2 separate regions of the Homo sapiens genome follow, and region 1 is linked to region 2. Evidence: chromatin contacts called from ENCODE Hi-C or POLR2A ChIA-PET data. All regions are on one chromosome and are shown on one strand. The core of a region is the stretch at or near the end of the contact, and the rest is flanking DNA. Distances in the headings are between cores, read along the strand shown.

The links. Hi-C counts contacts between places; a loop is a spot of excess contacts on that map. ChIA-PET counts read pairs that join two places held with the same protein, here RNA polymerase II (POLR2A).
Region 1: a loop to region 2 is called in a map of endothelial cell of umbilical vein, with 2.2 times the contacts of the local background. The contact joins two enhancer-like sites. A Hi-C loop is called at or near these places in 4 of 168 maps with a recorded cell type or tissue (Caco-2, MCF 10A, PC-3 and 1 more). POLR2A ChIA-PET finds 5 or more read pairs at or near these places in 1 of 52 experiments (activated T-cell).

Annotation. Positions count from the first base shown.
Region 1 is chr17:69,826,068-69,829,582 of GRCh38, forward strand. All of the region lies in intron 3 of LINC01483 (long intergenic non-protein coding RNA 1483), which reads left to right. Among named protein-coding and RNA genes, the nearest start is that of LINC01497, 130 kb to the right of the region's middle. Within about 2 kb of position 2,169, at least 2 of the 41 ENCODE cell types and tissues checked have a DNase peak (open chromatin) inside an H3K27ac peak, as active enhancers do; they include endothelial cell of umbilical vein, where a contact is called at or near this core.
Region 2 is chr17:69,760,758-69,764,231 of GRCh38, forward strand. The region is part of intron 3 of LINC01483 (long intergenic non-protein coding RNA 1483); the gene reads left to right. Among named protein-coding and RNA genes, the nearest start is that of LINC01483, 170 kb to the left of the region's middle. RefSeq lists an enhancer at 820-2,019. Within about 2 kb of position 1,259, at least 6 of the 41 ENCODE cell types and tissues checked have a DNase peak (open chromatin) inside an H3K27ac peak, as active enhancers do; they include endothelial cell of umbilical vein, where a contact is called at or near this core.

The DNA.
Region 1 (3,515 bases), core at 919-3,418, 66 kb after region 2:
AGGTCAGAAAACCTACCCACTGACAATGTTGAATGAGTTCAGACCATCCAAAAGCCACATGGAACAGTCTTACTAACCACCATGGAAGACCTAAGAATTGAATCCTTCCCTAGGCCAGTTGATAAAACTTGATTGCATCCTGTGAGAGATTTGAAGTAGAAGACACAGCCATCCCATGCCCAGACTCCTGATCAAAGAAATAAAGAGAAATAAATTCATATTGTTTTAAGCTGTTGAGTTTTGGCATAATCTGTTACATAGCAATAGATGATAAATACATTAACCCAGGAAAATTTTAAAATAGATTCACATAAAAATCAGTACATAAATGTTTAAAACAGCTCTAAAATGTATAATTTTACCAAACTGGAAACAATCTAAATGTCCTTCAGTAGATGAACGGATAAACTATGGTGCATCTGCACAATAGAATACTACTCAGCAATGAAAAAGGAATGAATCATTGTTATATGCAATTTGGGTTAATTTTAAATGCATTTTATTAAGTGAAAAAATCCAGTTTCAAAAAATTACTTGTGTATGATTACATTTACATGGCATTCTGGAAAAGGCAAGAGAGAGAATAGCTCAGTGATTGCCAGAGGTTAGAGGTTAGATATGTGTCTATGTGTCTATGTGTGCATGTTGTGGGGGATTGGAATGAAAGAGACGGCACAAGAGAATTCTTCGGTGTGTTGGAATTATCCTGTATCCTACATACAGTATAGTTACAAAAATTTATGTGTGTATAAAAACTCAGATCTGTCTACCAAAAGCAGTAAATGTTACTCGAGGTAAATGAAAAATAATGCTGCTGAATTCCAGGGGGAATGACAGAATTGATGCCAACTTTAAAGAGCTAAAAGCTGCAAGAATGATGATCCCCATCATGTCTCTGTTTAACCCACCATTCTCGGGCCTGCTACAATGCTGCACAGACTCTGTTGAACGACAGTAGGATATCACAGACTCCATCAACTAGAAGCCTCTTGATGGCAGCAGTGGTGGTAGATACTGTATCTTTGCTAGAGCAGATTGATATGGCTTCTGGTACATAGCATGTGACCACTGACTTAATTAATACATTTTTTTTTCCATCACTCTTAGGAAGGACAACCAGAAACAGTACAGAATCAAATTTGCATGGGATAGAAAACAGTATATATTTATAGTCTTGTCCCAAGGCCAAACTAATTTTCCTCCCATAATCAGAATAAAGTCTGAAGGGATATGGGTCACCTTGGTATTTTGCAGCACATTACACTGGTCAGCTATATGGGTGATACTGTTATTATTGGAATGGATGAACAGGAAATGGAAAATCTATTGGAAGTCTTGGTAAGATATATGCACTTGAAAGGATTGCCAACCTAAAAAACAAACAGAGGCTTTCTAAAAGAAAACACTTATTTGGGAATAAAATATTGCGATGGGAATATATGCATGCCATAGTAAATATGTGCATATTCAGGGAGGTAAAGGAAGACAAAGGTTTTTAAAGGGAAAAACTCAGGAGTATTACTTAATTGTTTTGAAATAATTATCCTTTGTAACAAAGATCAATAACAAGAGTGACGACAGTCGAGGTTAGGGAGGCAGTTGCTGGGCAGATGTCCTGGCAGAAGTATATTTTGTGTAAAGTTATTGTGGTCTTTGTGAAGGTTGTGGATTGTCTCATTTTTGTTGTTGTTGTTATCAAGCATACAAGTGTGAGAATCCTCTCTTCATGGCCTTCACTGGCCCTATCTGTCAGGATTTTCTTAACATTAGTGACTCCTTCTGACAACTTTCACAGGGTGGTAGATAAACCCTATGAAGGTACAGGTGCCCATTATGTCACTAAACTTTCTAGGAGTCCAGAGCCTAGAACATGCCAGGACAACCTTCAAAGCACCCCCTCCACCTCCAAGGCGAAGGAGAAAGCATGTTAGTCCTGTTTGGGTTCTGAAGTCTACAAATTTGTAGCATATGAGATTTCTGTTTTTCTTCCTCTGTGTTTCAAAAATAGACTGTGCCCTTCAGCACCTAAAAAATAATGAAATAACGTAATAATATTCATAATAAAGAATAGCATCTCATGCCAGGATTTCCAATATATCCTGCCTTTGTTGGTGGTCAGCAGTAGGAAGCGAATCCCTATTTTCCTCAGCCCAGTCATCCTCAGAGGACACTGGCAACGGGCCACTGTAACCACAGGGAAAATTAGACATATGACAAAGCTGGAGGCTAAAAATAGAATTCCTTTCCGATCAGCTTGTTCTATGCAATGCTTTTAATCTGGGGCTACCCTTCGTATGATCACTCAGTCACATGGACTAATCTAGTATCATCAACATCAAGGGAATTTCCAAGACACTTTACTATAGCAAATGAAATTCCATTTTTAAAAATAGGAAAACAATAGTGGTGTTCAGACGTTTTCCTGGATATTTTCTGGGGAACCTTCAGGGCTACTAATGTGTTTGTCTCTCAAGTATGCTTTAAGTTATCTTTGCTTGGTTCATAGACTCTTTTAAATGTCTGACTTATAACCACATCCTCAAAATACATTCATAAATACATTTGCCCAGCTTTGCCTACAGTTTCAGGTAAGTAGCAGAACTCCTGAAAAGCCCTGGGCTTTATAGACTCCCATGGGTAAGAAACGCTGCGTTGGACAATGTTTTTCCATGCCATGTATTGAATTGACATCTAAGCCAGCAACATTAATACAATGATCTAAAAAAGAGCTTTAGACACTGCAGCTATTAAGGTGTGAAAATTCTAGTTAGCAACAGGGACATCCTCTGCTGGAGATGAAGTTCTATGTTTTGTTATACTGAGCTGCTGAGTAATTCTTGTTTGTTCAGAAATCAAAATCCATATTCTTCTTTCATTGATTGTAATTTCAGTGGGGGCAAACAAGTGATATTAAAAGTTCGAGCTGTTGCTTAAGCCTTTAGTTATTGATATCATTATAAGATCAAGTCATTATTTATTATTTACTTTGGCTTGATAAATAGACTTGACGTATATGCTTACTTATAAGTTCCTCCTGAAATCATGCTATGATGAAATAACTAATAATGGCATTTAAAATAATAATGGCTATAGGTAATGAGTACTTATATGCAAGCATTGTGCTAAATGCTTTGGAGGCATTGTCTCAATGAAGTTGTACAATAATTCTCCCAGGAGGTAATATTATTCACATTTTACAGATGAGAAAGCAGAGGTATAGGGAGGTAAAGTAACTTGGCCAAAAGTCTGTATCTAGTAAAGTACAATGCTAGGATTTTGACCACAGGTCTTTTCCATTCCTAAAGCTTTGTATTAAATAGCTATGATATAATGCCTTTTTTGTAGAAAAAGAAAAAAGATAAATTTAAGAAAATCTTATTTATTATTTTTTCCTTTATTCATACAAGAGGATTATTTCTTTATTCACACAAGAGGATTTTCTTCATGAAAACTTAAATGTTAATGTTATTGAACTATAGCTTATAGATAATCAAATACAACTTACAATATTGCAC
Region 2 (3,474 bases), core at 9-2,508:
ATCTCCCCAAAACTAAACCACAAACGCATGGCAGCTAGGGCTTGAATGACACAGAAGATTTTCTTCTCTTTCACACATTGCACATGAAATGTCTGAGTAATCAAAGTTACTGTCAGTCTCACTCTCTTTTTTTCTCTATGCTTCCTAGTTCCAAAGCTGGGCTTACTAATTTTCTCATATATAGGACCAGTCTCACTGTACATCCCTAATATTGATATTGACCTAAGAAGTATTTAAATAAATGCCAGTCCCAATCCCATCCACCCCAACATAACCTGTGAGGCTTCCTAAAGTTTTCTATTTTGAATGACCCAGAATTTCCCCCATGTTATACTTCTCTCTGCTGCAGTTCTTCTATACTTTGAATTGGGCTCCTATGCCTGATGCCTCACCAGGATTCCTTACATGTTGATGTCCTTCTACTACATCTTGCAACTCTGGCACAGATCACTTGACTAAAATGAGACTGGGAATTACAATTATTTTAGATTGAGTCATTTTCCCACCATGTTGCTCTCATCCTGTCCTCCTGCTTCTCTATCTAACACCTCCCTTCCTTTCCCTTTTCTCTCAAATCTGACCAGGTACAGAACTCCTTTTTTCTCGTCTTCTGGGCTACTACATAGCCATGCTTCACTATAACATACCAAATGTGTTCCTTACACGTCGATCTTGGCAGTAGGATATACAATCAGAATTCTCATTATTCTTGACCCAAGGAGAGAGAATTGTTGATAAAATTGGCAACAACAAGGACAAACATGATTTATTTATATATTGATTTAAGAAATATGGGAAGCCTAGCCATAAAAGGCAGTATTTTATGTACTTGGCAAAAATATGAAAAATATAATAATTGAGGGCAAAGGTGTTGCTCTAAGAATTATTCTTAGAGGTGAAATTCAGAATAGTTATTTATGGACCTGGAGACCAAATAATAAAGGGGAAAGGAATTAGGAATTTTAGAAAAATATTGTTTTAGGCAAGAAGAAAGACACACAGAGGAGGTTAGCTGGGGTAGCAGTGTGCGAGGGGAGCAACAGAGGATGCGTATGAGCAGAGAATGAGGAAGGGCTATGAGGAACTTTGAAAGGGTGGAAACTTGGACTTTTGAAGGTAGGAATAGATTGGTGGAGAGATGTGGCTACAACAGAAGTTTGGAATGAACATTGGCAAAGAATCTCCTCATGGCGTGTTGGGAAAGATGGATGAAAGAGTAAGTGAGGTGAAAGGAAGGGAAATTGAGTCATAGTCCCCCAGTCCAAATATGCACTGCTGAAGGGAATTGAGCCAACAGCAAAGCTTAAAAAGAACTCATGACTGGATATCCTCAATGAGAGTGAAACCTCTTTCTTCCAGTTCCTGCTTGAAAATATAAACAACATGCAAATTCAAACAAAAAAATTCTTCCTCTGTCACGTTGAGAAACCCTCTGTTTACTTTGTTGTTGTGACTCACTTTGAGAGTATTCTTACAAGAATGCAATTTGTAGGGATGGGCAGACCTGTAGGGGGAAAAACAAGAACCTCTCTGGAATGTTTACCCATTCTTGGGACCATAGATTTTTTTTTTTTCTACAAAGGTCTCTATTCCTTTTTAAAAGACTCAGTTTAGTTTTGGAGAGGAAAAATATCTCAGATATAACAGCATAACTGGGGTGAGGTACACAAGACTTCTAAGAATCATTTTTTAAAGAAGCAATAGAAGATGCCCAATGATGTAAAACAAAAATCACTTTTCTTAATTCAAGTTTTACCCAAGTGGATACCAAGAGACAGGAAAACTTACAGGAATGGAATGATGGATGGTCATACTTGGACGTGCTAGCCCAGGAATGAAGAAGACTTAGACATGTTATAGTTAATTGTAGCTAAATGGAAGAAAAGGAGACAGGGAAAGCAAGAGGTAAATACAGGTCAAATCAAATCAAAGAATCAAAGCCCTGTGCTTCAGATGAAGTATTTTAATGATACAAATTGTCTGTGTCAGGGGCTTAAATGTGTACATTTAGGGGTACTGTCTCAAAAAAAATGAGCTTTCTTCCACAAAACTAAAATCCACATGGACAATTTTGAATCGGATGGATGAGAAAGCAAAGTAAGTTCTCCGTAAATACACAGATGCTGTTAAAGGATTGGTGCCTTTTTTTCTTGTCTTTTTTCCTTTTTTGGAGGGTGGAGGTGGGGCTAGATAATCTTGGCTTTAGAACATTTAATCCTGACATACTTTATAAGGAGCTGCATTCAGCAAAGTCTTTTGACATTCTTAATTTGCCTATCTTTGATCTCTGGAGAGATGAATCTGAGGTTATGGTGGTTCTAAAGAAAAAAACATTAATTCAATGACACATGTGTGAGAGAGGAATGAGCTAGAAATTAGGAGAGAATATGTAGTTGGGGGGTTCAGTGGCGTTTCAGCATTTCTGGGGAGTACTGTACAGTGGGGGCTCTGTGTGAAGCCTTTGAGCCAAGTGGTTGGAGACAAGGTAGATGGTATTTTAAAGGGCATCAGAACAATACTAATTAATCTGTTTTATTTTCACCTTCTGCTTAGGATTTTTTTTTTTCTGAAAGCACTTACACTTAACAAAGAAAAACCTTATTTGAGGAGCAAATACACAATCTTTCCTAACTCTTTTTAGAAGCCAAATGCAATTCAAATACACCTAGTCCTTCCTAAAATGCTTTATGTATTTTAACAAGTAAAACTAAGAAAATTGTATTTGTTAGTGCTTTATGTGAGTATGGCTGTGAAGTGTTTTCATCAAATTTGCACAGCATTTTTCTGTGACCTAATTTCACATACAGTTATGTGGCGTACAAAGAATTAACTTTAGAGACTCCCTGGGAAATACATCAAAGAGACACTGAGTCATCTTCTTGAAAAGTTTAAAGCCAAGATTGACAAGAGGCCTGGTTCAGAACAGACATGGCATTTATACTGAGGACCATGGACAGAGAACATGGTGGGTCCTCACATGGGCCCCAAATCAAGTCTCAAGAACGAAGCCTGAAATGTTGGAATTTCGGTGACAGCTGTTTCTCACTGGGCAACTTTATGATCCAGGGTAACAGCAGAGAGGGACTTACTTAAAAATAAGGATCCTTCTGTGCCTAGCAGAGAAGGCCAACTAGTATCCAGAGAAAACACTGGGAAAAACTTTGTGGTATTCAGTGGGTTACAAGATTGCCATCTGCATATATGATTTTCCTCTTCCATCTGTAGGTAAGTTATGTCCCTGGAAGAAAGCAGACCTGTCTCATGTTATTATTAGATTGATTTGTGTTCACAGTTTTATTTTCCCAATAAGATAGCAAGAGGCAATGCTTTCTAATTCTTTTATAATTCTTCATGGCACTTAGGATAGGGATAGGCATACAGCAGTTGTAAAATACATATTTTTGGTTAATAAGTTTAAATTGAAAAGTTGGGTAAGTGAATCAAAGATTCAGTTAATTCATGGTTCTGAAGGTT